2 separate regions of the Homo sapiens genome follow, and region 1 is linked to region 2. Evidence: chromatin loops called from intact Hi-C (ENCODE). Cell type or tissue: right lobe of liver. All regions are shown on one strand. Each heading gives the region's core, and the rest is flanking DNA. Links, peaks and the distances in the headings are about the cores only. Region 1 overlaps LOC105377727 (a long non-coding RNA gene). Region 2 overlaps NEURL1B (neuralized E3 ubiquitin protein ligase 1B).

What was found. Hi-C counts contacts between places; a loop is a spot of excess contacts. Peaks named below come from ENCODE experiments on the same cell type or tissue, not always from the same donor. Only the 100,000 strongest peaks of a DNase experiment are listed, where the experiment ranks them.
Region 1: it touches region 2 in a loop (3-fold over the local background); 11 of 110 quality-filtered maps call a loop at or near these places.

What each region holds. Positions count from the first base shown.
Region 1 is chr5:172,486,842-172,501,671 of GRCh38, reverse strand. The region is part of intron 1 of LOC105377727 (a long non-coding RNA gene); the gene reads right to left. It also overlaps LOC107984004. Among named protein-coding and RNA genes, the nearest start is that of SH3PXD2B, 40 kb to the right of the region's middle. In right lobe of liver, for the core only: no CTCF peak of the experiment used is centred there; no DNase peak of the experiment used is centred there; H3K27ac peaks cover 1,239 bases.
Region 2 is chr5:172,681,511-172,696,340 of GRCh38, reverse strand. It overlaps NEURL1B (neuralized E3 ubiquitin protein ligase 1B), which reads right to left. Exons shown (of 5, transcript NM_001142651.3): 3 at 12,203-12,922; 4 at 10,045-10,170; 5 at 4,801-9,660. The coding sequence ends at 9,416. LOC107986479 (a long non-coding RNA gene) reads left to right here. Exons shown (of 3, transcript XR_001742997.1): 3 at 9,804-10,036. Among named protein-coding and RNA genes, the nearest start is that of MIR5003, 27 kb to the right of the region's middle. RefSeq lists a silencer at 5,739-5,798 and enhancers at 12,163-12,663, 12,664-13,164. In right lobe of liver, for the core only: no CTCF peak of the experiment used is centred there; a DNase peak (open chromatin) is centred at 5,980; H3K27ac peaks cover 6,106 bases.

The DNA of each region.
Region 1 (14,830 bases), core at 4,463-12,462, 200 kb after region 2:
AATGAATGAATGAATGAATTAATTAATTAATCCGTGAGGGAATGGGGAAGATAGCACTATGTCTTCTGCTTGTCTAGTAGGGTTGTTGGCAAGTTTAAATGGTCCTCAGAGGGGATCCTGGGATCACTCTCAGCTGCTGCACCACGCTCCCATCCCACCACCTACCCACGCTTCACTTAACCCGCCAGATCCTTCTAGAGCCTGGCCAGGCATTGTAGTGTAGTGGGAAGACAAGGAGACCTGCAACTGGACAGCCATGGCCTCAGAGCCTGACTCTGCCAATTCCTAGCTGTGTGTTCTTACACACCCTAGCTCAAGTTTCTGGGCCTCAGTTTCCTTCTCTGTGAAATGGACACAATCACTGCTCCTCCCAGAGTTGATATGAGGATTACAGGAGGAGTGTATGTAGGAACACCCAGTACAGCTCAACGAATATTTGTTCCCATCCGAAAAAGCCCCTCCCCTTGCCCATTAGCGACCCTTCTTACCTTTCAAATCTTTGATGAATGAATGGTGAGCACTGCACAGCCCATGACTGTTAGTCCGGGATCCCCAGGTGGATCATTAAAGCCTTGAAAGCAAGGGCCTGTGGGGACTATTTCCTCAGTCACCCAGAGGACCCAGCTCAGCAGAAAGCATGTATTGGGTTCAAGCGGGAAATCAAAGCATCATTATGATCATCTTGCCCTTTCCTCGAGAAACACCCTGGAGGGTCACTGTGGCAAGATGACCAGCTCCCATTTTTAAGCACCTACTATGTGCTTTGCATTTTACATTTATTTTTACATTTAAGCTTAACTATACAACAATTTGAAGGAGGTACTCTCATTATCATCATTTTTAAAACTATTAATATTTATTTTCTACTACATAATTTAATAACGTTTCAAAAATTAAAGGAACACAGTGAGAAGTCTCATCCTGCTCCTATTCTCCTCGTTTAAAGAATCATTTTTATTAGTTTCTAGTGTATTCCCCGAGAGTCTGTTTATGTAAATACCAGAACATATTCTTAAATCCCCCTTTTCTGGCTGGGCGTGGTTGCTGACATCTATAATCCCAGCACTTTGGGAGGCAGAGGCAGGAGGATCGCTTGAGCCCAGGAGTTTGAGGCCAGCCTGGGTGACACAGTGAGACCTTGTTGCTACAAAAAATTTAAAAATCAGCCAGGCATGGTGGTGCACACCTGTAATCCCAACTGTTTAGGGGTCTGAGGTGAGAGGATTGCTTGAGCCCAAGAGGTCGAGGCTACAGTGACCTATGATCATGCCACTGCACTCCAGCCTGGGCAACAGAGCAAGACCCTGCCTCAAAAAAAAAAAGTTCCCCCTTTACTTATACAAAAGGGAAACACTGTCCTACACTTTGCACTTTCCCTCTACATTTTATCTTAAAGGTCTTTCTATATCAATACATAGAGAATCTCTTGACTTTGCCCCACTGTCTGGAGGTAATTTTAGGCTGTAGGAACCAAAGCTCAGAGAGGCAAAGCTACTTGCTCAAGGTCACACAGACAGGAAGTAAAAAGAAGGACTTACTCCCAGGTCCCCAGGTCCTGCCCTTCTCTCTCTCTCTCTCTCTCTCTCTGTCTCTCTCTCTCTCTGTGTCTCTGTAGAAACAGGGTCTCATTCTGTCACCCAGGCTGGAGTGCAGTGGCATGATCATAGCTCACTATAACCTTGAACTCCTGGCTTCAAGTGATCCTCCCGCCTCAGTTTCCCCAGTAGCCAGGACTATAATAGGCATATGCCACCACACCCAGCTACTTTTTTAAAATCTTTTTTTGTGGAGACAAAGTTTTGCTGTCTCCCAGGCTGGTCTTGAACTTCTGGGCTCAAGAGATCCTCCTACGTTGGCCTCCTGAAGTGCTGGAATTATAAGCATGAGCCACGGCGCCCAGCCCTCCCCTCCTCTTTTCTTTTCACACCTAGAGAAGCTTCCCCAAGTCTCTCTGGAAAACACAGTGCACACAAGAGTACATTTTGAAAAGGGGCTGCTTCACTCATCAGCTTCCCTGGCTAAGAAAGCTGGCTCTGGGCACCTGGAAATACCTGAAGAAGCTGAAAAGACCTGGATCCCAGCATCAGCTAGGTGATCTGTAATGCTGGTCCTAGAGAGGCTGCCTGGGTTCCAGTCCAGGCCCTGCCACTGAGTGGCATATGACACTGGCCATGAGACCAAATTTCTCTGAGCCTCAGCTTCACCATCTGTAAAATGGGAATGACTGTTGTATTCGTCAGGGTTTTCCAGAGAAATAGAGCTGATAGGAGGTAATGGATAGAAATGTAGACTTATTTTAAGGAATTGGCTCATGTGGTTGTGGGGGCTGGTAAGTCCAAAATCCGTAGGGTGGCCCAGCAGGCTGGAAACTCAGAGAGGATTTCCTTACTACAGTTGAGGGAAAATTGTTCCTTCTTCGGGAAACCTTGGTGTTTGCTCTTAAGGCCTTCACCTGACTAGGTGAGGCCTACTCACATTATCAAGGGTAATATTTTTTACTTAAAGTCAACTGATTATAGATGCTAATCAGGTCTCACTCTGTCACCCAGCCTGGAGTCCAGTGGCATGATGATAGCTCACTATAGTCTCAAACTCCTGGCTTCACAGCAATATCTAGACTAGCAGTGGACCAAACCACTGGGCGCAGTAGACTAACCAAGGTGACAAAACCATCACAGCAGTCATACCCCACAGGAAAGTGGTGAGAAGAGGGTTGGGCACAGCATGGAAACAGATGCAGTCAATGCAATTGAGTGCTAGCTGCCATATTGTTCACTGCGCTACCGTGGGGTGTTTCTGTGTTTGAGGAGGCATGAGAGCAGTTACACAGGGTGCCCTGAGCCAGGCCCTGGAGGGACAGAGGTGATGAGGTCAGGGTATGAGCCCCTGAAGAGCTCAGAGGAGGGGCTGAGAGGGACAGAAACGCAGAAACTCAGACCACAGTCTGTGGCAACACTGAGAGAATGCCTCTGACTGGACAGCACGCAGAAGCCTGTGGAACCCCAGCCAGTAAGAAGTGAGCGAGGGACGGCTTCTCAGAGAAGGGTACAAAAATGACTTGTTTTAAATTATTTTAAAAATAAATAAAGCAGGCAGGGGCACAGTGGCTCATGCCTGTAATCCCAGCACTTTGGGAAGCCAAGGCGGGCGGATCACGAGATCAGATCGAGACCATCCTGGCTAATACAGTGAAACCCGTCTCTACTAAAAAAAATACAAAAAATTAGCCAGGCATGGTGGCGCATGCCTGTAATCCCAGCTACCCGGGAGGCTGAGGCAGGAGAATCGCTTGAACCTGGGAGGCAGAGGTTGCAGTGAGCCAAGACTGCACCACTGCACTCCAGCCTGGGTGATGGAGCGAGCCTCTGTCTCAATAAATAAATAAATAAAGCAGAATTAGCCAAGTGAAGAAAGAAGAAAGGGCAAAAGAATAGAGGAACATTCCAGGCAGACCAGCAAGCACTAAGCCTTGGAGGTGTGAGAGAGGCAGGGAACTGGCGTGATGGGGGGCCAAGTGCTGCGGCTAGAGAGGGCTGAGGGACCCGGTCACTCCGGCGTGGTGGGCCAGGCCGAGGAGTCGGCCTTCCTCTCCACAGTAACACAGCTTGCACAAGCACTCACTATGTGCTAGGCACGACACTGAATAGGCCTCACAGGAATTGCTGATTTTCACCCCTGCTCTCATAGGAGGTAGGTGCTATTAGCATCCCTGTCGGGTCATTGCAAAGCCACGCAAAGCTAGAAGTGGTGGGCTGAGATTCAAGTCCACACCACTGGCTCCAGAGATGAGGGGGGTGACAGGGGGCTGGGGGTGAACATGGGGATGCTGGGATGGCTGGGCAGGGTTTAGATTGCTTTGTTGAATTTCAGGCAATGGGAACAACCGAGGTAGAGGGGTCAGTAGCACTTGGAGACGCGAATGCTGGAGACACAAATTCAGACCCACCATCAGCAGCAGAAGTTGGCCATGCTCTCAGCAATGCTCACCCAGCACGTACCAGCCTAAATCCTCCCCAAATCCCTGCAGAAGGGGTATAATCATTTTCATTCCAAGATGAAGAGACTGAGGCTCTCACCCAAGCCACCCCTGGCTATAAAGGAGGCTGGGAATACAGAGGGCCCCAGGCTGTCTGCATCACCACCCTGAGTAGAATCAGGGTTCTGTAGGCAAGGATGACTTGGGAAATGGGTATCGGGTTGGAAATTGACAGCATCTGCTCCATGGAGGCTCAGAGAGGTCAGATATTAGCCCAAGTGACACAGCTGATACATTTCTACCGGGGTTTAAACTCTGTCCAATGTTGTCTGTGCACCCCTTCCCCGGACTCAGCTGCCTTCCAGGAACTGATCTGCTCAGCATTGCACTAAAGCCAACCATTCACTCACGCATCCCGGCTCTTTCATTCCTTCACCCCCAGCACTGCCTGCCAGCACTGGGCTCCGGCCATCTGCCCTTGATTCTATGAGCACTTCCTGCCATGGGCTGTCCTGCTACAACGGCTCTAAAGCTCCCTTGGCCACAGTCCATGCATGCCCAAAACTCTGATTCCTGTTTTTATCTGTCATTCTTTCCAGGTTCTCTGTTCTCCAACCCTTCCTCCCCCACCCCTTCTTTCCCTAGAGGCTTCCTCAGCCCCAAAGACCACAGAGAATGAATGACATCATCTGAGCTCAGACCTCGCTGGGCCCAATTATCAGGCTATAAGTGGAAGCGCCCTACATTTTCCCACAGGAAAGTGCCCTCCCACACTCCCGACTTGCTGCTCCTGGGGACCTTGGCAGAGTCCACAGGCTCTGGCCTGAAGAAAACCGAGCCCCTTCCCCATGGGCACACTGTTCAGGTCTCTTTTCTATCCACTGGGCTTTGGAGACATTCTCAAGCTCCCAACCTGGGCATGAGGCAGCTTTCTGTAGAAGGGAGGCAGTACCATGGGATCATTAAATCAGCCGCGTGGAAGCCTTTTGGACCTACCTACACTGGCGTCCAGCTCCTCCTTTTTCCACCTCTGTGACCTTGGCCAAGTGGCTTCAGGGTTCTGGGATTCTATTGTCTCATTTTAAATTGGAGAAAATAACAGATATCATATCATTAAATCCTTTTAACAGTCCTCTGAGGTACACATATTATTCCCATCTTAAGATGAGTAACTGTATTAGTCTGTTCTCACGCTGCTAATAAAGACATACCCGAGAATGGGTAATTTATAAAGGAAAAAGGTTTAATTGACTCACGCTCCACATGGCTGGGGAGGCCTCACAATCATGGTGGAGGGCGAATGAGGAGCAGTCACATCTTACATGGTGGCAGGCAAGAGAGCATGTGCAGGGGAACTCCCCTTTATAAAACCATCTGATCTTATGAGACTTATTCAGTATCACTAGAACAACACAGGAAAGACCCACCCTCGTGATTCAATTACCCCTCATCAGGTCTCTCCCATGACACATAGGAATTATGGGAGCTACAGTTCAAAATGAGATTTGGATGGAGACACAGCCAAACCATATCACTAACCAAGGACAAAGAGTTAGACAACTGTACAAAGCCACAGTTTGTCAATGGTGGCACCAGGGCCTGGATTAGAACCCCTGATATCAGGAGATTTCTGAACTGCCGAGGAGTGTCTGGAAGCTCATTCACTGGTGAAGGTGGGAGGGTGAGGGGGGAAGGTTCTTAGCTTCCAGACTTGGCTTGGGGCAGAGGGCAAGTTACTTTCTTGGGGACTCAGCTTTTCCAGCTGTAAAATGGGGATGACAGTCCTTGCTTCAGAGCTGCCGTGAAGACCTCAGGAGGTAAGGCTTCCTGGATCTCCACCATTCCTGCATTGCAGGCCAGTTTTCAGCTCCCCTGTGTTATTCACTGATGACTTTTTCTTCTTTAAATAGACTAAGATTTATTATTCAAATATATGTATTGAAATGAAATTCCCTATCACTACCATAAAAAGAAGACCAGGCACATTCACTGTAAATAACAGGTAACCATGAAAATAAATACAGTGAAGCCAAAAGTCGGGCTTTCCAGCTGCAAAAGAGTGTTAAACGGGTGTTTAAAGACCTGATTTCACTGACCTGCTGACCTGACCTGCCCTGGGTCCCCTTCCCACCCCTTCCTGACTCCTGGTTGGTGCTCAGAAATGGAAATGTTAGCTCCCCTCTTCCACCCCAGTCCCTCCCAGAACAGGCTACTCACGGGAAGAAGCTGGCCTTCCTCCTCCAAAGGGCAGAGCAACCACAGCAACAAGCAACAACCTCCAATTACACTCAGATGCCATCCCTACCATCACTTACCGCCTTGAAAGAGGGCTGAGGTTTACTGCTGACCATAACTAAACGTGGCATGTGGCGTGGCAGACCATGGCACGTTGTCCCCAGCAACTGTCCTGAGCTTTCTGACACTGGAGCTAAATGGCTCTCATGGGTGCTGGGAACCTGCTGTGCTCTAAAACATCTTTGGCTCCCCACTGCCTGGAGGAACAAATCCACCTCAGCCCTCCAACTGTATCCTCATTGTCCTCGGGGTATATTCTCAAGACTCCTTCCCCTAAATCTGAACCTTCCCTTGACTATCTTGTAGGCTGAATGCCCTTAGGCGAAGCACTCAAACTCTCTGAGTCCCAGAGCTCCAGGAGGGCAAGATCCCCTATTTCATTGGCTCCTCCAGAGGCCCTAAGAAGAGAACGTCCCTAGGCAGCAGTGCCTTGCTTTCCATGGGGCTGTGATCCCTCTGGCAATGTTAGCACGTGGTTTTCCAGTCTGCACTGGCTTCCCCAGCTGGGCCCTCTCTGCTCACAGTGCTTGTCCTCTACTGCCTGTGACCTCCCTCATGCTTGGCTCTCAGCTTAGGGTCACCTCCTCCAGGAAGTCCTTCCTGACTTCAGACTGGCTCATGTCCCTGTTACTGCTCCAAAAACAAGTGTCCCCTTCAGAACACCACTTTGATTATCTAAACTGCAGTCCCTGCTCCTAAGCTCCATGTAGCCCAGAGCTATGTCACTTCTGTTGCTCCTCTGGCCCCAGCACCTCTTCCAGAGCCTGGCACAGGATCAGAGCCCAAAAATGGATCCTGTCATTAGAATGTTGGTACTCATCAGCCTGGGGGAAACAGGTGGTGTGTCCACCTCTCTATCTTACTCCTGTTGTCTGGATGGTGCATGTCCTTCTCCTTCTTTGTTTTTTTTTTTCCTTTGGTTTTTTTTTTTTTTTTGAGACAGAGTCTCACTCATGTCGCCCAGGATGGAGTGCAGTGGTGCGATTTCGGCTCACTGCAACCTCCGCCTCCCAGGTTCAACCAATTCTCCTGCCTCAGCCTCCCAAGTAACTGGGATTACAGGCACCCGCCGCCAGGCCCGGATAACTTTTGTATTTTTAGTAGATACCATTTTTAGTTTCGCCATGTTGGCCAGGCTGGTGTCAAACTCCTGATCTCAGGTGATCCACCCGCCTTGGCCTCCTAAAGTGCTGGGATTTCAGGCGTGAGCCACTGCACCCAGCCCTTCTCCTTTTTCTCTGCCAGTACACACCCCTATCCCATCTTGTCCCATTTACAAACCTTTTTTCTTTGGATCCTCACAGCCTCCCTGTGAGGCAGCAAAGCAGATTTCCATTGGATTTTAGACACAGAAACTGAGGTCCAAGGAGCAAACATGACTTGCCTGAGCTCCCAAATCTAAGAAGTGTCCAGACCTTGAAGCAAACTAGAACCCCTATTTTGAAACTCAGCCCTGAGTTCAGCTTTGAGCTCCTGGGCTCAAGTGATCCTCCCACCTCAGCCTCAGAGTAGCTGGGATTACAGACTTCAGCCACAATAGCAGCCTAACATCTAGTTCTAAATGGCTCCAACTTCATTCTCACTTTAAAGAATCCCCTTTTCCATTCTCACGGGTGCTCATCTAGTAAGGAGTCAAGAAGGTGCTAGAATGCAATTTCTCACCAGAGACTCCCTGGTCAGCAGGGCTCGTAGTTCCCTATTACAGGCTGATAGTGCTAATGGCTTCACAGGTTGTCCAAGGTTCCTGGAAGACCCAGAAGCCAGAAGAAGGGAAGGGGCGGGGGTATAGCTCAGGGGTAGAGCATCGGACTGCAGAAGAAGGGAAGCTGGAGACGCAAGCATCCATGGATAAAGCTGGAGACGCAAGCATCCGTGGATAAAGCTGGAGACGCAAGCATCCGTGGATAAAGCTGGAGACGCAAGCATCCGTGGATAAAGCTGGAGACGCAAGCATCCGTGGATAAAGCTGGAGACGCAAGCATCCGTGGATAAAGCTGGAGACGCAAGCATCTGTGGATAAAGCACACCACTGCCTCTTCAGGGAGGGGTTGAGAGGCTCGTGGTCTGGAGGGGGTCCCAGCTGCAGACATGTGAGAGTCCTCAAAGACCTGCCCTGGGCTAAGAGCATTGTCTCAACATCTGGCTCCGGTCTGCTCCGCTTCCAGCTGTGTGGACTTGAGTAAGCCTGGCCTGGCTGAGCCTCAGTTTTCTCATCTGTCATGTAGGATGACAGTATGTGTGCCTCCTCCCAGGGCTGTGGAGGGGCATACGGTAAACAAGATCATGTGCATATCTCTCAGGCCAGGCACAGGGCATCACACTGAAGGAATGACAGGAGGCCAGGCGCGATGGCTCATGCCTGTAATCCCAGCACTTTAGGAGGCCAAGGCAGGTGGATCACCTGAGGTCGGGTGTTTGAGACCATCCTGGCCAACAGGGTGAACCCCCATCTCTACTAAAAATACAAAAATTAGCTGGGCATGGTGGCGTGCACCTGTAATCCCTGCTACTGCTACTCGGGAGGCTGAGGCAGGAGAATCGCTTGAACCCAGGAGGTGGAGGTTGTTGCAGTGAGCTGAGATTGCACCACTGCACTCCAGTCTGGGCGATAGAGCGAAACTCAGTCTCAAAAAAATAAAAGAGAAAGAAATGACAGGGATGAGGCAGAGAGCGGTGGCAGCAGCTCTTCAGGTGTGTGAAGACAGACTTGTGGGCCCCTCACCCTTTCCTTCCACAGGCTGGGAGTCCTCGTTCCTCCAGTGGTTCTTCAGGAGGGAAGGAGACCAGGAAATCTGGAATGATCTGACCTGGAAGGGAAGGAGGCCATCTCGGGCACTCTGCGGCCTCAGCATCTCATATTCCTCCCAAAGTCTCTTTCCTTACTGTGGCCTCCAAGGGCCCCCACCTCTGGTCCCAAGCCCCAATCTAACCCCATCTCCTACCACTCTTCATGCCCTACACCAGACCAGCCTCCTTGCCGCACTTCGAACACACCAAGCAGCCTCCAGTCTCCGGGCCTTTGCACTTGCTGTGATCCTGCCTAGAATGTTCTTCCTGGACCTTTAAAGTTCAGTCCCTTGCTTCGTTTAGGCCTCAGCTCAAATGTCACCTCTTCAGAGAGGCCCTTCCTGGCCACCCCATCTAAACTAGCAGCCCGTCCCTGCTACGGGGGTTTTTCTGCCCACTGTCCCCAACCCCAGGCTGCACAGCAGTCAGGTAAGTTGACAGACCCCATTGCGGGGATGACCTGTGACAGGCCTAGCCACTTACAGTGCCCATGGCCCTGCATGCCATCTCGTCTCTTATCTTCTCTTTTCCCTCAGCCCATCCGTTAGCACTTATCCTTCCCTAAAATTATTTCATGCATCTATTTACATGCTTGTTAATTGTCTGTTACCTCAGAAATAAAATATAAGCCCCACAAGGGCAAAAGCTGTGCTTTGTTCACTGCGGTACCCACAGCACACAGAGCAGCAGTGGATGCCCAACAAATACTGACTCCCCTTCAGATGAGCACATGCCTTTCATTCATCCCTAGTTTGGCCATTTCATAGCAGTGAGACCTTGGAAAAGTCACTTCTCCCTGCCTCTCAGTGTTCTTATTCATACAGTGTGGCTAACCACCCCTTACGTGCAAGAGTGTCACCACTGCAGGACGCAGCTGTGGGAAGAAAGGCCCTGTGCTGTGTACAGCAGGTCCTGCTTGCCCCGCCTTCAGTGCAGATCCTCTAGGAACAGGTGACACGTGTCACCTCAACGCTTTTGCTTAGCTCGGGGAGGGAACCTGTATAGAAGGGCTTCTCACCATCACCCCACCCTGCTCCCCAGCTGGGCTTTTTGCACGGGTTCCTGCAGACCTCATGAATAACTGATGATGCGTGGGTCCCTTTCTGATCTTCTCATAGTCCCTAGGGAAGAAAAGAAGTCTCTGTCTTGTTTTGATCCCTTGACTTGGCCTCCCTGTCTGCAGGTGAGTCACCCTGTCTTCATCCTGCAGCTGCTCCCAGCAGATGACCCGAGGCCTCCCCTTGGAACCCCAGAAGCAGGGCCGGGAAAAGAGCCTCCCCAGAGTGTGGGTGGCCAGTAGGCAGCCGGGCCTCAGGAGCAGCATGCCCAAGCTGGCCTGGCATTCTAGAAGCAATTCCTGCTCACCTGCAGATGCCAGGCAGAATGCCCATTCCTTCCCAGGCACCCTCAGGCCCAGTCCTGAGACTAAGCCAGGAGCTACCTGAGGAAACACATGTGCCTAAGGATGGACCGTCTGTGCCCCTGTGGGGAGCCATGCACAGTTCCTGGGTACTGACCAGGGACAGCCACCGTGTTGGACGCTTCACATCTTGTCTCATTCCTTCCCCCAAGCCCCCTAGAGAAGCAGGGTGGTTGGTCTCATTACACACCTGAGGAGGCAACAGAGAGGTGAAGTAACTTGCCTAAAGTCACACAGCTGGCAAGTGGCAGATCTCTCTGGCTCCATATCAGCAGGGAGACATGCCACACATTTCGGGAGAGCTTCTGGGACTGCCCACTCTATCAGGCCAGGGCCTAGAGTCATGCTTGACTAGCGAGGGCCCAGCTAGTTCCTTGACAGCCCCCACCACCCACCCCAGGACACAGAAGAGACATTGCAGGAATGACCCCCGCCATGGCCCATACTTCACCCACCTCCACTTAGGAGCATTTATTTACCCCTGCCTCTTGCAATGAATCACACGCCTGGCTGATCACTCCCCTAAGCTGAGCACTCCCCTGGGAGTCAAAACCCCTGAATTCTGCCATCAGCTCTGGCCCCGAGCTGCTGTGTGACCTGGACAAGTCATAACTTTCCTGTTTCCTCGCTCATAAAATGATAGATTTTGATATTCTCTCTTGGGAAATCTAGGTTCTAAAAGCAACAATCCCCGTGGGGTGATTTTTATTTTTATCTTTTTTGTTGTTGTTTGTTGTTGAGATGGAGTCTTGCTCTCTTTGCCTAGGCTGGAGTGCAGTGGCACAATCTCGGCTCACTGCAACCTCCGCCTCCCGGGTTCAAGTGATTCTCCTGCCTCAGCCTCCCAAGTAGCTGGGATTACAGGCGCCGCCCTCATGCCCAGCTAATTTTTTTAATTTTAGTAGAGACGGGGTTTCACCATGTTGGCCAGGCTGGTCTCGAACTCCTGATCTCAAGTGATCCGCCTGCCTCGGCCTCCTAAAGTGCTTGGAATACAGCCATGAGCCACCACACCCGGCCACCACAGGGTGATATTTAAAGCACTGGGGTAGTTGCACCTCTCCCCCCAGGTCAGGTAGCCCGACTGTGGGGTGCGTGTGGACGCAGGAGCCTCCATCCTCACCTATGATCCGACACCCGCTTCATCTTCCAACCTCGCGGGCACACGGAGAAGGCTCCATGTTCCTGTTGCCTCAGGGGCGCAGGGCTTTTGCCGCCCACTGTCCTTGAGGCAGTCAGGGAAATTGACTGACCCCACTCCACGGTGGACTTGTGACTGGCCTGGCCACCTCAAGTGCCTATGCCCCAGCTGAGCTGGCCCGCTCCAGGGAGAGCCTGTGACCCTAGATGACCCATCAGAAGGAAACTCCAGGCTTTGCTGGGAATGCTGCAGAGAGGTGCCTGTTCTTCCCACTCGATGCGAATGAAGGAAGATGTAGCTCTGGGTGCTGCTGGCAGCTGTCTTGGGACCAGAGGGAAGGTCAACCCAACCACAGGGGCCCCGCTGAAGAAGCCAACCCCTGAAATGGAGAGAAACTGAGAAGTCCTGGAGGATGCTGCCTTGGACAGCAGAGCACATGAGCTTTTACTCTGTCATTTGCAACCAAAGAACCCTGATACTGACTGATATGGTTGGGATTTGTGTCCCCGCCCAAATCTCATGTTAAACTGTAATCCCCAATGTTGGAGGAGGGGCCTGGTGTGAGGTGATTGGATCATGCGGGTGGATTCCCCCTTGCTGTTCTCATGATAGTGAGTGAGTTCTCATGAGATCTGGTTGTTTACAAGTGTGCGGTACCTCCCCTTCCCTATCTTCCTCCTGCTCCGGCCCTAGGATGATGCACCTCCTTCCTCTTCACCTTCTGCCATGATTATAAGTTTCCTGAGGCCTCCCCCTAGCCATGCTTTCTGTACAGCCTGCAGAACCGTGAGCCAATTAAACCTCTTCTCTTTATAAATTACCCAGTTTCATGTATTTCTTTATAGCAGTGCGAAAATGGACTAAGACACATGCAGATGATCAACACATATGAATCAATGAAGTTTATTCCAGAACTCAATACCTCCATCTTACATGTGGTAGGGCCCTTGAAGAGCAGGTGAGCTGAGGCTGGCTAAGATCCTGCAGTGTGCTCAGGACACAGCCTGCTACTGCCAGGTAGGAAACATGAAGTGCTCAGAGTCAGGAAGTGTTGAGCCCAGACTGGGGCCCACGCTGACCTGAGCATAATTCCACAGAAGCACGGGAAGTGGGTTTTCCTATCTCGTTTGGTCAAGAGGCCTATTCATATCTAAAGATGGTCTCTTTTTCCCTTCCAGACTGGTCACCAGTTCTACTTTTTCCACATGGTTGGGATGTCTGATAGACTTCTGTTGGGGAGGGCATCAGCAGCTTCCCAGTGGCTGTGATCCAAGCCCCCAACATGGGCCTCCCCACTGAGGACCCTCGAAGGCCCACTCCCACATCACAGCTCGCCATTTCTTCCCAAGGGAAGTTCTGAGGAGTCCCAGCCCTGCCCTCTCCCCTCTGGATTTCCACAAAACCTTCTCCTCCCGCTTCTCTTCTCTCTGGGGCCACACGGCCACCCAACAAGGCTCCGATCTCCAGGGCTGTCCCTCCCAGGAGTGCCTCTGATTGGCCACTCCCCTCTCGGCCGTACCCCCAAGCCTCCCGTCTGAGGCACTGTTAGGAACAGAGGCTCGTTCAGGCGTCTGACACCGCAACAGAGTGCCAGTCACGAGGCCATGCCTGGAGATGGAAGCCAGGCAGACTGGGGACCTCGCAGACACCTGCCATGCACCAGGCAGGGGGAAACCATGAGGAACAGGACAAAGATGGAATCACCACGCGGAGTTTACAGCCCAGCAACCGCAAACTGTCATCACCCCATGCATACAACTGGCTGCGGTCATGTTTAACCCTCCTCCACACACACCACCATCACAGAGTTCTATGAGTCCAAGTAACTCCATATAAACACCTAGGAAAAGGTTTGGAAGGATCTGCACCAAACTGTTAACAGTGGTTACCCCTGGAGGGGGGGGCTGTTCAAAGCGACTTTAGCCCATCTACGGTGCTTGCTTTTCTTCCTGAACTCCCTTTCCCATCGTGGAGAATGTATTCTTATTTTATTCATGCTCCTAAAAATTAATTTTGAAAAACTAGCAAATATGCAAACATTGTTAAATAATGAAAACTGTGCGTTTTTCTGGGAAGAGCGTGTCCAGGGTGCTGACTGCTTATCTCAAGACAAAGAGTGGGAAGTGACGAAGCGGAAGCACCCCACGCTCTGAAGAGGGACGCAGGGGCTCCATCCCTACCTCTGATCGCTTCTCTGGGAGGTGATGCACCCCCACAGGCCTTGCCCCCAGGGCTCGGGAATTTCCTGGAAGCCTGAGGCATCATGAGAAAAAGCATCTTCTCATGGCCTTCCTTCGGGCAGAAGGAGTTGAGTGAATGTCTTTTAATTAGCATTTTTATCATTTTTCTGTATTTTATAAAATCCAGTGTGTGGTGGGGGAGCGGGAGCAGGGTGAGGCTTCAGAGAGGAGAGGCCAGGGTTTCACAGGGTTTGATACCCAGGAGAGAAATGCTTTCTGGACAAATCCAGCCTCAAGGCCAAACAAGCCTTTGGAAAACAATTTTTAAAAAATATTATGTATCCTGTGTTTTAACGACAAAAGTAACACATGAAAAGGTTCTCTTAACAATTGGAACAATCCTGATGAAGTGAAGGTCCCCTGCCCCACACTCCCCATCCCGTCCCCTCTGAAGGTTGACCATCCTACTCCATTTGGCTAACATCCTTCCAGAACTTTCTCAAAGCCTTGATAGCCATACCTGGACCTACTGAAATAGGAAATCTTGCTTTGCCTCTGTTTTTTAATAAGTACATGCTGTACACGTTCTCTTACAACTTCTTTTTCTCTTAACAAGTCTTAGAAATCTAAGTTGGTTCACACAGATCTTTTTTGTTTTTTTAAATATGACAAAGGACTATAGTATTAATGTGCCATACCTTATTTAATACTATTTAATACGGTATTAATAATAATTATTATTATTATAAATATAAGTATAAATAATAATATTTAATACGATTAATACTATTTAATACGGTGATTATTTAAAACAAAATGCTTCACTGATTTACAAAGAAAAGAAGCCTCTGCCCCTCCACCACACTTGCGTCTCTCACCTCAGTTTTCTCACCTGTGAAATGGGGGCATTTGCCTAAATGATCTCTATGGCCATTTGCACAGCCTGTGATTATAAACATTTTCCCTGCCCCATACAGATGCCCCTGTTGAAGTTCCCCCTGCTGTGTCTGGTTTCCTCTGGGACCCTGGCT
Region 2 (14,830 bases), core at 2,472-10,471:
TAGGAGGATGGAGGCAGCCCCTGGCCCAGATGGGACAGGGGAGGGCATGGGCGAGGGGTAGCTGGTGTAGCAGGGTCTAGAATACTCCTAAAAAACATTTAGCACCTGCTATATGCCAGCCACTTTCTGACACAATTTGACACCCCTCTTCCTTCGAAGCTGCAGAAACTGAGGTTCAGAGAGGGTATGTAACTTGCCCAAGATCCCACAGCACAGGCAGGCCTGTCCCCTCAGCTGGAGGGAACTCACCCACCACACTAGACCCCATCACACTGGAAACCCCAGCTCAGAGCTAAGATGCCAGGATGCAGCCTCCTAAGGGCTGAGGGAGGGTGTGGTCTTACAGGGCCCACGTAGGGGCCACGAGGGGGAGGCTCAGAAGGGGGCATCCCCATCGTGCAGCTACAGGGGGCACATTCACGTAAAGTTTGGTATGTGAGAGGCACCCTTAGGAAGCCCAGTGGGGAGGGCAGGTCCTCTGCTGGCTGGGGCAGAGCATGGATGTGAACTCAGTTAGGCCGGCCCAGCCCTCCTAAGCAGGCCCACATGCTCCTGAAAGGATGGCCAAGGTCTTCGCTGGCCAGTCGGAGAGTCAGGAGAGTCAGGCTGTCTGTCTGGGGAGAAGGGTTTAGACCTGGGAAGGCCCAAGCTGAGAGGGGAGGAGGCTGACGAAAGGGGATCAGGCTGCCTGAGGCATTTCGTTTTGATGCATCTCCTCCCCAACACACCCCACTGCTGGGCTTCTGGAAGCTTCTCCATAGGTGTATTTAACAGCCAAGGTCGGGGTTCTGTTCCCATAGCTCGATGCCTGGAATAATCGTGTTTTCCACATCCCTGTGTGGGAGCTTCCAAGAGCTGGGAGATCAGAGCCTGAAGGGAAAAGCAAATATTCCCTGTCCCTGGAATTGAACGGATAGGCATTGTGTGAGTCAGGACACAGCTGATGTTCTTCTAGAAAAAGCCCTTCGAGGTGCTGAATCTGGCTGTTTTTTTCTTGTCCTTTTCTTCTTACTCTCCTTCCTCCTTTCCCTCCCCCTCCTCCTGACAATGTACCCACAGACATGCTGTGATGTGGTGGAAAGAGCCAGGCCTGGTTCAAATCCTGGCCCCACAGCTCCTAAGCAGTGTGATGTGGGGCAGCCCCTTCCCCTCCCTGTAAAATGGGACCGTAATACAATGGGTGGCTGGTGGGAGTCTGTGAAATCACAGCTGCAAATGTTCTAGGCCCATTTGCACTTGGGAACCAGGGGGTCTAGGTCCAAGGACATAATTACAAACAGAAAGCGAAGAAACTTTTTGTCTTTGAGAGGCCATATAAAGTAGGAGAAAGTTACTGATTCCTTCTCAGTCTTGGCTTCTTGCCTGTAAAATGAAGGTAATGATGGAGCCACTTCAGAGAACTGTTGTGAGGATTTACTGATGTCATGGATGTCCTTTGCACACACTAAGTGCTTATTAAATGATCTGGTATTATTATCTTTCTGGAGGATTTCTTGTCCTGCAGGAACTCAGGGAATGAGAAAAAGGGATTTGCATGCACAATAGTGAACCCCCACCGCACCAGGCTAGGTGCACCGCAGGTGGCAGGGGCTGGTGAGGGCCAGCGCACGGGCTGTGTGCACTGCAGCATGGGAGGAGGAATTGGATGTGCCAGGGAACATGGCTCAGGTGTTGGTAAGAACACACAGGGCCAGGAGAAAGAAGGATGCCTAACTGCATCGCTAAATGATCCCGAGCCCTCGTGGCCTGAATTGGATCGTTCCCACAGCTTCAGAAGTGCACTGGTCTAAACATGTCTGTTTAGGGGTCTGCCTTCCCCTCCAGATTGGTTGGTTCTTGAGGGTAAGGGCCATACCATACCTAGTTTTGTATCAGGTGTGGGCATGTGACAGGTTCAGGGATTGAGCTTTTGATCCAAGGAGTCAAAGGAGAGACAGCACTGGGACTTTTCCCGAAACTTTTTTAAAGGGTCACTAAACTGGCATGATATGAGTCACTGGAGGTTGTTCTGGTTGCTGCAAAGGGAGAGTCTGCCTGAGAGTGCCATCAGCTCAGAGGAAGGCAGAACTGAGAGACAGAGGCAGAGGCCTGACAACATCATGTGAATACCCGGATCTAGCTGTTCCTGAAGCTAGACTGATCTGTTCTGGGCGTGAGTCAGTACATTCTGCCCGCTCTTTTTTTTTTTTTTCTTAAATTGGGTTTCAGTCTCTTACAATGCAGTGGGCCTAGATTAATATGACCTTTTTTTCTTTTCTTTTTTGAGATAGAGTTTTGCTCTTGTTGCCCAGGCTGGAGTACAGTGGCACGATCTCAGCTTACTGCAACCTCCGCCTCCTGGGTTCAAGCCATTCTCCTGCCTCAGCCTCCTGAGTAGCTGGGATTACAGGTGCACACCACCACACCTGGCTAATTTTTTGTATTTTTAGTAGAGACGAGGTTTCACCATGTGGTCCAGGCTGGTCTCGAACTCCTGACCTCAGGTGATCCACCCGCTTTGGCCTCCAAAGTGCTGGGATTACAGGCTTGAGCCACCACGCCTGGCCCTACCTTTTTTTCTTTATTCAAAAAAGTTTTGATTATCAGATAGCGTCTGTGAAAATGTTGCCTGGTCCAGTAGAAGGACATAGCGTTGTGGGAAGGAAATCTGGAAGGGGAGAAAGGATCCTGGGTTTTGGACAGACTCGGCCCCTCACTAAGACTTTGGTAAAGGGGTGCGAAATGTGTCTCTGAAAGATTTTGCCTTGACTCTGGAGCAGGCCCACCTGGGGGCCAATCCTACTTTGACTTTGGCCTCCTTGCCTGTAAAATGAGAACACTATTGTGAAGATCCATTGTGAGAATGTGTGAGAACCATGGTTTGTGCTGCTTGATAAATGCTGGTTTCTCTTATCCCATTGCTTCCTAAAACTCAGTGTCACCAAGCCAGGCTCTTCTAACCATCCAGAAGGAGCAGGCCTGGGCAGCTCCCTCTCCTTGTTCACCCCATTCCCCTACTCCCAGCTCCCACTCCTGCTACCACTGCCATGTTCCACCCCAGAAATTTGGGCCCCAAAACCTAGCCTGGAGGAAGCCCAACCAAACTGGTCAGCCTGGCCTGGCCTCTGCTAGAAACGTACAGGTCCTTATCTCCACCGGACTAAATTTGGATCTTAAACTCACAGACAATCAGCCTGGGAATTCCTGACAAATTCCAGCAAGGGCCAGCTGTTCTCTTTGGCTTTTGCAGAGTAGGGAGATCATTTTTTCCAAGTAACAAGTTTAAATGAAAAGTCATACTTGCTCATTATAGAAAATTTGGGAAATTTGGGAAATTTTCTATAATGAGCAAGTATGAGAAAAAGGCACCAATAAGGCCATCACTCAGACACAGCCCTCATGGACATTTCACTCCTTTCTTTCTGGTCTTTCCAATGCATGGGTAGGTTTTTGGGCTGTTGGTGTTTTTGTTTTTTTTTTCATCTGTGAGATCACGGTGTATGTGCAATTTTATATCTTGATTTTTTTTTTAACCACACTTTAACATAAACCCGTTCCTGTGTTACAAACTAACAATTGTTGCTTGGTGCTGGGTGCCAGATGCTGTGCCTGGCACATCACTGGTATGATCTCAATAACATTTACACCCATCCTAAAATCAGGAACTATTATTGTTCTTGCTTTGAAGATGAGGAAGCTGAAGCACAAGGACGTTAAGCATCTTCCCCAATGTCTTGGTGAGGCCTTGGCAGTCTGGCTTCATGCTCATGCCATTAGCCCCATATGTATCGGTATCATGGTTTCCCGTTCCCTACACAGAGGCCTGTTGTTTTTGCCCACGCTGCATTCTTCTTCTTCTTTTTTTTTTTTTTTTTTTTTTTTAGACAGAGTCTCGCCCTGTCACCCAGGCTAGAGTACAATGGTGCGATCTCGGCTCACTGCAACCTCCACCTCTCAGGTTCAAGTGACTCTCCTGCCTTAGCCTCCTGAGTAGCTGGGATTACAGGTGCACGCCACCACGCCCAGCTAATTTTTTATATCTTGAGTAGACGCGGTTTCATGATGTTGGCCAGGATGGTCTTGAACTCTTGACCTCATGATCTGCCCACCTTGGGCATGCATTCTTTAGGACTCATTTTCTCTGGAGATTGCGATTCCCCACTTTCAGCCCAGAGTTCAGACAGGGCAGCTATTGGGTGCAGGTGAGCACCCATCCTGGGTCTGACCAATCAGAGCCCCGTATCTCCCTGTCCTGTGACTGGTTCAGGAGCGGACACGTGATCTGAGCTGCTCCGTGCAGGGAATGCTCAAAGGCAGGATGCTGGTGGCCCTGCAGGAGGCATCTTGAGAACCTGCCTGGGAATGGGGCCAGATCACAGGGCTGAGCGAGAGGGGAGAGGCTAGTCCTGATGCAGCATTTCAGACCCTGGTTCTACCTGCACGTAGAGTGAGTTCTGCTACTGGACTTTTCAGTTCCCTAGTTCTTTATCCCCCTAAAACCTATCCGAGTTGGGTTTCTGTCACTTGTAACCAAGTCTTGGTGAATACACCCTGGTTGTTGGACATGAGGGTTGCTCACAGCTTTTTACCACTCTAGAAAATGCTGCAGTGAATATCTTTACACATAGATCTCATCCTTGATTAGAATGATTTCCTTGTGATTTTCACAGAAGTGAGTTATTTGGCAAAGGCATCAAACATTGTCGGGGTTCTATAGCCATTTTGCAACTTATTTCCTCAAGACTGGCAATGATTTGGATCCTCACCTTCACTCCCCATCAGTGTATGTAAGTGGGATTTTAAAAATTGAGTTCTGAAGACTTTTTTTTTTTTAACAAGCCAAAGTTGTATTTTTTTAAACAGGAAAATTATGTCAATATAAAACAGATAAAAAGACAAAAATCAAAACACACAACACAGAAAAGCACAACACTCAAGACCAGTGCAAACCCTTCCCAACCCACTTCCCAGGTTTTAAAACCTTGATTACAGATCCCCAAGGATTAGACTGTATCGGAGAGGTCACAGTATTGAATCAGAAAAAGAAGACATGTTTTAAAAGGTCTGTACACAGGTAGTGGTGTGTGGGGTGGGGGATGTACACTTCATCACTCCAACATCAAAAAACATGATGCAAAAAGGATTTCAGCGATGACCACAGATTTCTAGAACCCTACCACGTATGCTAGCCCCCCTCCCCATCCACTTTTAAAAGTTGCTTTTAAAAAGGATAAAAAGTGCACAGACACTTTCGTAAGGCACAGACAGATTGTCACACAAGTCGTTTCATTAGGGACTCGGATAAGACAGCGAGACAGTTAAATACCGAGAAATGCCAGGAGGCCGCATGTTCCTGAGCCGGTGCCCCCTGCCAGGACTGGGGCAGGCGCAGGGCCGAGCAATGGGAGGTTATTGCCTCTGCCTCAACTGGACGGACTCACCGGGGTTCTCCTGGGCCTTGGCGACTGATTTCCAGGGCCTGAAAGCAGCAATTAGCCAACCTCCTCACTGTGTCTCCCTGGCAGGACCTGAGGGTGATCACCAACCGGCGGGGCCTCTGGGGGTTCTACTTAACGCCGTTTTGGCAGCAGCTCACTGACTGCAATGTGCCCAGCATTTCCAATGAAGAGGAGGTTCTGTGAAGCGCACAGCAGGTTCTGGTCAAGAAGGCAGCCTTTGGGCACCCACCTCAACAGACCCAAGGCAGCGGATGGCCAAGAGAGCCCAGTGGATTCTGCCCCAAATATCTCATTTCCCTCTTAGTGTCACCTCTGCCAGCATCACAGCTGGGGCACAGTCCTCTCTGCTCTATCCTCACAGCACCTCACACGTACTAGGTACTCAGCAAATGTTTCTGGAGTATCTTTGTGTGCGTTATGTGGTGCTGTTTTATCAAACCCCTGAACACTCATAATCTGATTTCTGGTTTACTCAGCAAACCTCTACTGAGTAACTACTACGTGCTGGCACAGGACCAGCACCGGGGGTCAGAGAAAAGTTCACCCTGTGTCCTGAACACAGTCCATGCTGATTAGTGGCATCGAGGGACTGGAAACGTGGTGCTGCCGTGAGGGGAGCAGCTCCATCCCAGGGGACTCCCCGTTCTGAGAACCTGCTAGGACAAGGAGCTGGATTTGCTTTGCAAACAGCCCAGTTTTTCAGGAGTCTCCGAATGAATGGGCACAAGACCATGAACAACGGGGTGTTTTCAGGTGTCCCCTGTCCTCGCCCTGGAGCCCTGGCTGCTGTGGCCCAGAAGAGCACACCATGGGCAGTGAGCCTGGAACAGCCGAGGGCTGGGTCACGTGAGGGGGTGCTCAGGGGGCTGGGGCCCCGCTTGAGGGGGTGGTGATCACGGGGCCTAGGAAGGTGGTGGGACAAGGCCCCAGGTCCCTTCCTAACTGTGGACACCCCTGAATAACAAGAGAGGGCCCTTGGGTTGGAGTCCAGATCTCTCAGACCTCAGCTCTGCCAGGAGAATGCGGGCAGTGAGCAGATGAGCCTGGAAGGGAGGCCGCTTCTCCTCCCAGGGTGTGGGCAGCGGAGGGGCCTGGCTGGGGCTGGAACCCTCCACATAGGCACAGGTGCCCGGACTCTCTCCAGGTGAGTTTCAAGGGAGAAAACTCACAGTCTCGAGCTTCCTGGGACTTGGAGCCAGGCAGTGGGAGTGTGGGATGTGGCAGCAGACACTCCCGGGTTTGAATCCCAGCCCTGCCATCTCCTGTTGTGTGATCATGAGGTCACTTCACTCACAGGACCTCAGTTTCCTTACCTGCCAAGTGGGATAACACCAGCTTTCATAGATTGTAAGTAGCACAGTTTTTTTTTCACACGTGAACATCTCTGATTGGAAGGAACTGTACAGTTGTAGCATCTTAGTTAAGATTGGCAGCGTTTTTCCCTATGGTATGTAAAACAGTGTTTTATGACCAGCAGTGTCTTTGATGTGACTTATTATGGCAATAAGACCTGCCGCACAGGATTCACGCAGGAAGGTGCCTCTCTAGCCCAGTGCCAAGGCACGCTGTAGGTGCAAAATAAAGTACAGTGGCTCCTTTTCCTCTTTCTCTTGTCCCCTTCTCAAGACAGAACATAGTGGGGACGTGTGCATCTCCTCTGTAGCACTGAGTAACGCTCAGAGCATCAGGAAACGTCTGGTTTTTAGAAGATAAACACTTCCTTACCTCCTCTTGGAAACAGGGAGGCTATTTATAGCAGCTGCAGAGCAGGTTGAACGGGCCACTGACTCGCTTCTTCCCAGGTCACAGGTGGCCAGGAGATGCCTGGTCCACCTCTGGGTCCAGGCCTCAGTCACTGGTTTCCCAGTGGAGGCTGGACGTGACCCCGGCTGGAACCCAAAGGGGCAGCCAGGAAGGGCAGGAGAGTGGAGCTGCTTTCCCCCAGGCCACTGAGACCCCACAGCTTGTGGCTGGGTCGCAGTGTAGACAGGAGACGGTTGTCTGCAGCACCACAGGCCTGGGGTGAGGAGTCCTCCCATGCAGGGCCTGTGCGTGGCCCCGCCCACACCCAGCACATGCAGGAAACCAAATTCAGCCAGGCACCCAGGGCTGCTGGATTCTCAAACTCTTATCTTGGCAAACACTGTGGTTCCAAAAGCTGCTCAAAAGATTCTGCTGCAAAATTAAAATGTGGGAATTTCCCCAGATTTTCTAGGGAAAAGTAAATAATCAGGGATTCTTGATGGGGCAAGAGAGTGGGGACCTTAAGTTGGAATCAGGTCAGACAACTGTGATTACTCCCAGCTAGAGGAGGAACAGGAGGCCCCAAACCACCAGCAGCGCATGGGCACCAGCTGGTCTGTGGGGCTTGATCTGGTGAAGGCCTGGCCCAGCTTTGCTCTGGGCACCCAGACACCCAGCAGTGTTTGTTATATGAATGCATCAACTCCCCTGCCTTCCTCTCCCTCCTTCCCTCCTTCAGCAGGACATGAACAGATTAGGAATTGTACTCCAAATGATACTTGCTTTTTGTAAGGCGTCTCAGGCTTTTTAGAACGTTGTACTGGTCCTCCCAAGAACTCCTGGAGTTGTCAGGTTCTAGACTTCTAATTGGGAACTGAAAAATAGACAGGCCAAGGGACTTCCCTAATGGGACAGCACAGAAGAGGGCAGAGGTGGAGCCCAGAACTGGGGGCAAGAAGGGAGGGACAGGCCTGGGCCAGCCCATCAGCCCAGATGTGATCTGGGAGTCTGCAGAGATGGGCACGGCTGAGGGGGTGGGGCAGGGTCAAGGTCCCAGGAAATACCAGCAGGTAGGTCTGGGAAGGGAGAGAATCCCAGTGCCAGCATTTTTCGTTACTGTCTCGATCATTAGTTAACATACTTATCAGTGAACACTTTAGTAACCAGCGGAGGAAGATACACTGAGAATCAGAACAAAGACCAAAAGTTATAACCAAAGTTATAAAGCCCTCGTTCCTCCTCCTGCCAGCAGGTCCCCTGGGAATGCCAGGCCCAGGGGCCACCACAGGAAGGTAGAGAGCTGTCTGCATCGTGGAGTGGGCTTTCCAGCTCCAGGTGGGTCACCTGCCTCTAGGATTCTTTCTCTCCCACAGAAAAACAGAACTTACTGCTGGTCTTCTCCTTGGAGATAGGGAAGGGCATTACAGAGACTTGCCTCCAGAGACGGAGACAAGGTATGATGTGTGTATTATTAGACAGTCTGGGGGTGAAGGGGTGAAAAGATGACACAATCCAGAGGGGTTGGCCTCGGTGCCCATCACACCCAGCTCTAAGACCCAGTAAGAAATGAAGAAGTGAATTGTTCTTCACCCACCTTCCCCTCAAGGAGTTCATGCTTTGGAGCTGTAAACAATGAGTTATTTTTGCCTCCCCTTAGAAAATCTGAGCATCTCTTTTCTACACCACCCCAGGGAGTTCTGTGAGGGTCAGCTTCATACATTCAAAACCAGCTTATGTCCCATCCCCAGAAAGTGAACAACTTCTAGTCATGCCAATGTCGGGGCTCCGGATTGCACGTCTCCTCCCGGAGCCGGGACCCCTGGTAAAATCGCTACACGTTCATTCTCTCTCTCTCTCTCTCACACACACATTCTCTCTGTTCTCCCTCCCTCCCCTCCCCTTCTCTCACACTCAACCCAACCCCAGCAAGAAGCATTGCACAGACAGAGGACGCTGTTTCCCAGTTGAAAGGTCACCAAGGGACAGGGTGATCTGCCAGGCAGTTCCTGAGCTTGCTCTTGGGACGGCCTTTTGGGGGCAAAGCACTTTGGAGCCAGAAGCAACCCCTGCCTGGGCTGAGGCCCTGTGGGCCTCGCTCCACGACTGTCACACCTTGCCCACCACTGGAGAGATGGCCGCTGCCCGTGGACTCCCTGGCAGCCATGTGGTTGCCCAGCCCAGGGGGCCTTCAGAAAGGTGACCTTGCACCGGCCAAGGCCCGTGGGCAGGCTAGGCTATGGCCTGTAGATCTTAATGACGTCCTTGATGGGCCGCCGGCAGATGGGGCAGCAGGCCCGGGCCTGTCGCTTGAGCCGCAGGCCGCAGCTGTGGCACAGGCACATGTGTCCACACGTGTAGATGACCGTGTCCACCTCGCCATCGAAGCACACCGTGCACTCGCCATTCTTGATGCCTGCCGGCTCCGGTGGGGAGAACACGGGGGACACCGGGGGGCTCAGCGGGGAGCTGGGGGCCGTCACTGCCGAAAGGGAGAAGAGGACATATGTTAACAATGTCTCTCTCAGGTGGGCTCTGTTGGGGCAACCCCGAGAATGCAGGGCTTCTTGCTGGGACCGGTGGGAGAATACTTTTGGGAGATACTAATTTGAGTTTACCTTGCAGGTTTTGCACCTTTCTCTACTCTTCTACTCCCAAACACCAAGATAAAATGCCACCATCGTCACCCTTTGGAATGCCCTATCTAGACACTTCTCCTCCCTCCAGCTGAGCATACAGCTGAGGGAAGGAGAGGATGCGGGGGAAAGGCGGCCACCCTGCTCAGTCCCTGGAAGGCCACTGGCACAGCCGGAGGAGCCAGGCCAGCCGCCAGCCCCTGCCCCTGCCAGGGTTTGCATTTCCTTACCCAGGGATGACTCAGATGCCGAGGAGGACTGGTTGACACTGAAGGTCATATCTGAATCACTATCGTCCTGGGAGCCGCTGAGGGACCCTGATGGAGTCGTGGTCGCAGGGCTGGACTGCAGGGTACCTGAGGCCCAAAGAGATTCCATCAGGGGCAGTGGAAGGTTGGACCTGCCCTGCTAGTCCATGGTTCTTCACTGCTTTGCACCTTAGCTTTCCCGTCTAACGAGAGGACCAGAGGTATCTCCCAGGGTTCTGCTGAGGAGTGAAGAGTGCATCCCAGTGTGGTGCCTCTGTTCTTTGTCTACCAGGCCTCTATTCTCTTCTCTTTCAGAAACAGCCCTGGGATGTTCTTTTGGGATACTAATGTGCCCTCCCTCATAGGATAAGGGCCAGGCCAACAGGAACTTCCACTCTCTGGTCTCAATAGTGGTGGTTCAGGAAAGGGCACATAACCCCCGTAAGGCCCGAGACCCAATTCTGCAACTTTTACTGGAACTACTAGGAAAGAAGGAACTCATTCCATTCATTGGGAAGGAAGCCTGGAGCTGGAAGAGCCAACCCGTGGCAAAGGCCTGCCTGAGAGTGATGCCAACACAGAGGCAAGCAGAGCTTTGAGTTGGAAAGAGAGGTAGGATCCTGCTGATATCCTTCCAGTACCTAGATCCAGCTATTCCTGAACTCACCCAATATACTCCCAGACATTTCCTTTTTTGCTTAGGGCACTTTGAGTGGGGTTTTGCCCCTTGCGAGAAGATCCCTGACTACTAGTGCTCAACATGGATGAGTTTTCTTCCCCAAGCTTGCTGTTGGTTCAGACAATAACAGCTTGTTTCTTAGGATGAAAAGATGCCCCTTCCCTTGCCCTACCTGAGGATGAATGGACAGATAATGGGCACTTCGTCTCGGGCTGAAATGATGACTATGTCTGATGGTTCCTCAAAAACACAAAACAACACAACTTCCCCCTCCCCAAAAAACACTCTGACCAAATAACCACACTGCCACCCGGCTCCTCCTCTGCCCTCATGAAGACAGCAACAGCTGCTGTTGTTACTGTTACCACTGATTAAACCAGTGTCAGGCCCCGCTCAAGGCATTATATGCACATGATTTCATCCTCATGACAACCCCATGAAGCAGGTATCACTCTCTTTCTACAGAAGGAAACAGGCTCAGGAGAATCTGTGATTTGTCCAGCATCTTCAAAGCTGACCAGCGATGTGACCCTGGGATAGTCATTTAATCTCTCTGTGCTCATTATCTTATCTGTAGGTGGGGATAATGATACTGATTTCAATAGAGTCAAAGGGAGGATAAAATTCAATGAGGGAACATATGAGCTGTTGACTGCTTCTTATTGCTTGGACTCTACTTTTTGAGCCATGAAGTTGGAGCCAGGCTCTCTGGGAAGCCTTCTCTGAACATCTCCTTCACTCCACCAAGCTGGGAGAGGAGCCCCCGGCTGTAGCAAATGTCACACCGTGCAACTCTCCTTTAGGGTGTCTGTGAGCTCCTAACCGGCATGGAGTGTGTCCTGTCCTCTGCTGGCCCTATCCTGGTGCCCAGGGCCCGGCCCACAGCTGGTGGCTGCTCCTGCCTATTTGTGGCATGAATGAAGGCAAAAATTATCTCAAAATAGGATGGTTCAGGCCTCCATTCCACTTTCTGTGGACGATACTATTCTTATTTCCTCTTTCATGTGCAGTCGAATTTATTTTTTCCCTACACTTACTGTGCATTACATGTTAAAAACACCCTAATGTAACAAATCGTAACAACGGAACTAAAAATCGCACCGACCATTTACCGAGGGGATATAGCCTGCCAAGCTCGGAGATAAGCCGGTTACCTATCTAGGTCGGTGGTTTACAAAATGTGGTCCAGAGAGCCGCAACGTCAGCATCTCCGGGCACTTGTCGGAAATGCACGTTCTCGGGGCGCACCGTGCACCCACTGAATCCGGAACTCTGGGGTGGAGTCCGGCAATTTTGGACGGGGTGGATCGTGCCCGGGCGCTTAAAGTTGGGAACCGCGGGCTGGCCTCGGGCGGTGCAGCGCCTAGCGAGAGGGGCGGGGCCGGGGAAGAGCGCAGCGGGGTGAGACGGCACGGGACGGGGGAGGGGCGGGGCCTCGCGCACGCGGGGCCGGGGACTCACCGAGGAGACGCAGCTGGCCCGCGACGCCGCCGCGCACGGCGAAGAAGGCCCAGAGCGCCTGCGTGGTGTCGACGCACAGCAGGCGGCCGCGCGGACGCCCGTTGATGCCCAGGAGCACGTCGCCGCCGGGCCGCAGCGTGAAGCTGAGCGCGTCGCCGCCGCTCGGCACGGGCCCGGCGCGCGCCACCACCCAGTACTCTTTGCGGTCGAGCAGCGCGTCTGGGTCGGCGGGCAGCTCGTTGGGCCGTAGCACGCCCGGGTCGCACGACGTGATGCCGAAGGCCAGCGCGCCGGGCGCCGCCAGCCCCGGACGGCCCACCTCCACGAAGAGGCTCTCGCCGGGCCGCAGCGGGCGCTCGGAGAAGACCAGCGTGCGGCCGCCGTCGGGCCGCGGTGCGCAGGCCACTTTGCGGTCGGCCGACAGGCTCACGTCGGGCCCGCGTGTTGCGTGGAAGCGCAGGTCGGCCTCCAGTAGCGCCGGCGACGACGCGGGCCGCGGGCGCTCACGGGGCCCGCACGGAATGGCGGCGGCCGCGGCGTCGGCTGGCGGTGGGCCCGGGGCGCGGCCCAGCGCCAGGTGGCCCAGCTTGGCCACCACCTGGTTGTTCTCGAGCTCGTTGTTGTCGAAGTTGGCCGCGTCGTGGCTGCTGGGCGGCAGGCAGGCGCTGAAGCGGGCCTGGCTGAGGCGCGCGGGCGTCAGCGTGTCAGCGAAGGCGCTCTCTGTGCGGACAAAGGGAGGGACATGGAGGGGGAGAGGCCGCGCGTCAGGCTGGTCGCGAGCCCCTCCTCGCCCGCTGCCTCCTGCAGGCCTCCACGACCGACCCGGGCCTCGAGCAGCCCCCACCCCACCCCGGCTTCGAACTCTCCTTTTGTCCATCTGTGTTATTTAGTGAGTCACAGGAGCACAGAATTGCATTAAGCACCATCCTCGGTTTCCTTGACATGCTCTTACCTTTGGGAGCGGCAGATAAGGCCCTTTTTCCCCTGCCTCCTCCTTTCTCTTCTTCCATCCCTCCTTTTCTCTCCACCCTTTCCCCTTCTCTCCCTCTTTCCGAGGTTTCCATACTTTGATCATTAAAAGGGCATCTAAAAATCGTTTATTGTCCGTCTCCCCAACTAGAACATAAGCTCCAATAAAAAGAGCAAACCTGTACTCGTGGCCTTACGCAACGGGCACTTCTAAGCTTTCGCGCGCTACCTCATTTAATTTACACAACCACTCTGTGAGGCATGTACGGTTACTGCCTGCTATTGAGCTCACAGGGAAACTGAGGCACAGAGGGGTTGGGGAACATGACCAAGGGCACATGGCTACTAAGTGGCAAAGCCCCGACTTGAACCCATGAGTTGAACCCAGGCTGTCTGGCTCTAGAGTCTGGGCTCTTCAACACATGCTGCCTCTGAAAGAAGGGAGGACCTGGGTCTGTCCTCACTGCTGTGTTCACAGCACAGAGCACAGTGCCTGGCCCTGGATAGGTGTTTAAGCATTGACAGAAAAAAGTCTACGGGAGATTGAGTCAGTTGATAAAACTAAATGAAGGGAAAAGAAATTTTTTTTTTTTGAGATAGAGTTCCGCTCTTGTCACCCAGGCTGGAGTGCAATGGCGCGATCTCGGCTCACTGCAACCTCTGCCTCCTGGGTTCAAGTGATTCTCCTGCCTCAGCCTCCCGAGTAGCTGGGATTACAGGTGCCTGCCACCACTCCCGGCTTAATTTTTGTATTTTTAGTAGAGACGGAGCTTTGCCATGTTGGCCAGGCTGGTCCTGAACTCCTGACCTCAAGTGATCTGCCCACCTTGGCCTCCCAAAGTGCTGGGATTATAGGCGTGAGTCAGCACGCCCGGCCGAAGGGAAAGTTCTTTAAAAGTTACAGTTATGAAAATATTTTAAAGTACTTTTTAGTGATTTGAAAAAATGTTCTTCATATGACATAGGTAAAAAAGCAAAAATAGTGTTTATCATTTGGGTAATACAGGTATTCGTACTTTAGTAGATTACCTGTTTATTTTCTGCCTCCCTAGCTGGAATATGAGTCTCTTGAGGGCAGGGTCTGTGTCAGTCTGGTCACCACCATGTTCTCAGGGCTTGGCAAATAGCCTTCACTATTAATAGTTTATTGGATGAATGAAGGAACGACTAAGGTCTAGAAGAGACTGCTATGCTAAATAACAACAACATCAGGAAAGAGTCATTAAAATATTGTGAAGGTGTTTTTTAGTGATACAAACATTTTTGTTTACCATAATAGGAAAATAAGTGTTTTAGACTTTTTAAACAGACCACTTTGAGCCAAGATTTTGTTAAATGTTACCATTCTATAGTGTCTTGAAAAATATTTCCTCTTTAGTTTTCCAAATATGAAATGAAATCATAAGAATGCACATGCTTTTTCGAATTATGCCCCAGGCCCCGGTGGGTCCAAATGCACCCCCTCAGACACCTTTCACTTAAACTGGATTTATAGCACTTGGGAAACCAGTAAATCTGGCAGTAGGACCTGAATTCTGCCCTGGCCACAATGGGCTAAAGAAGCTTGCCCTTGTATTGAGGTGGTTTGATCTCTCTTGATGTGCCTGAGGTGGCCCTCTTCAAGGTCTCAGCAAAAGGGGTCAGCTACTTGTTTGGACT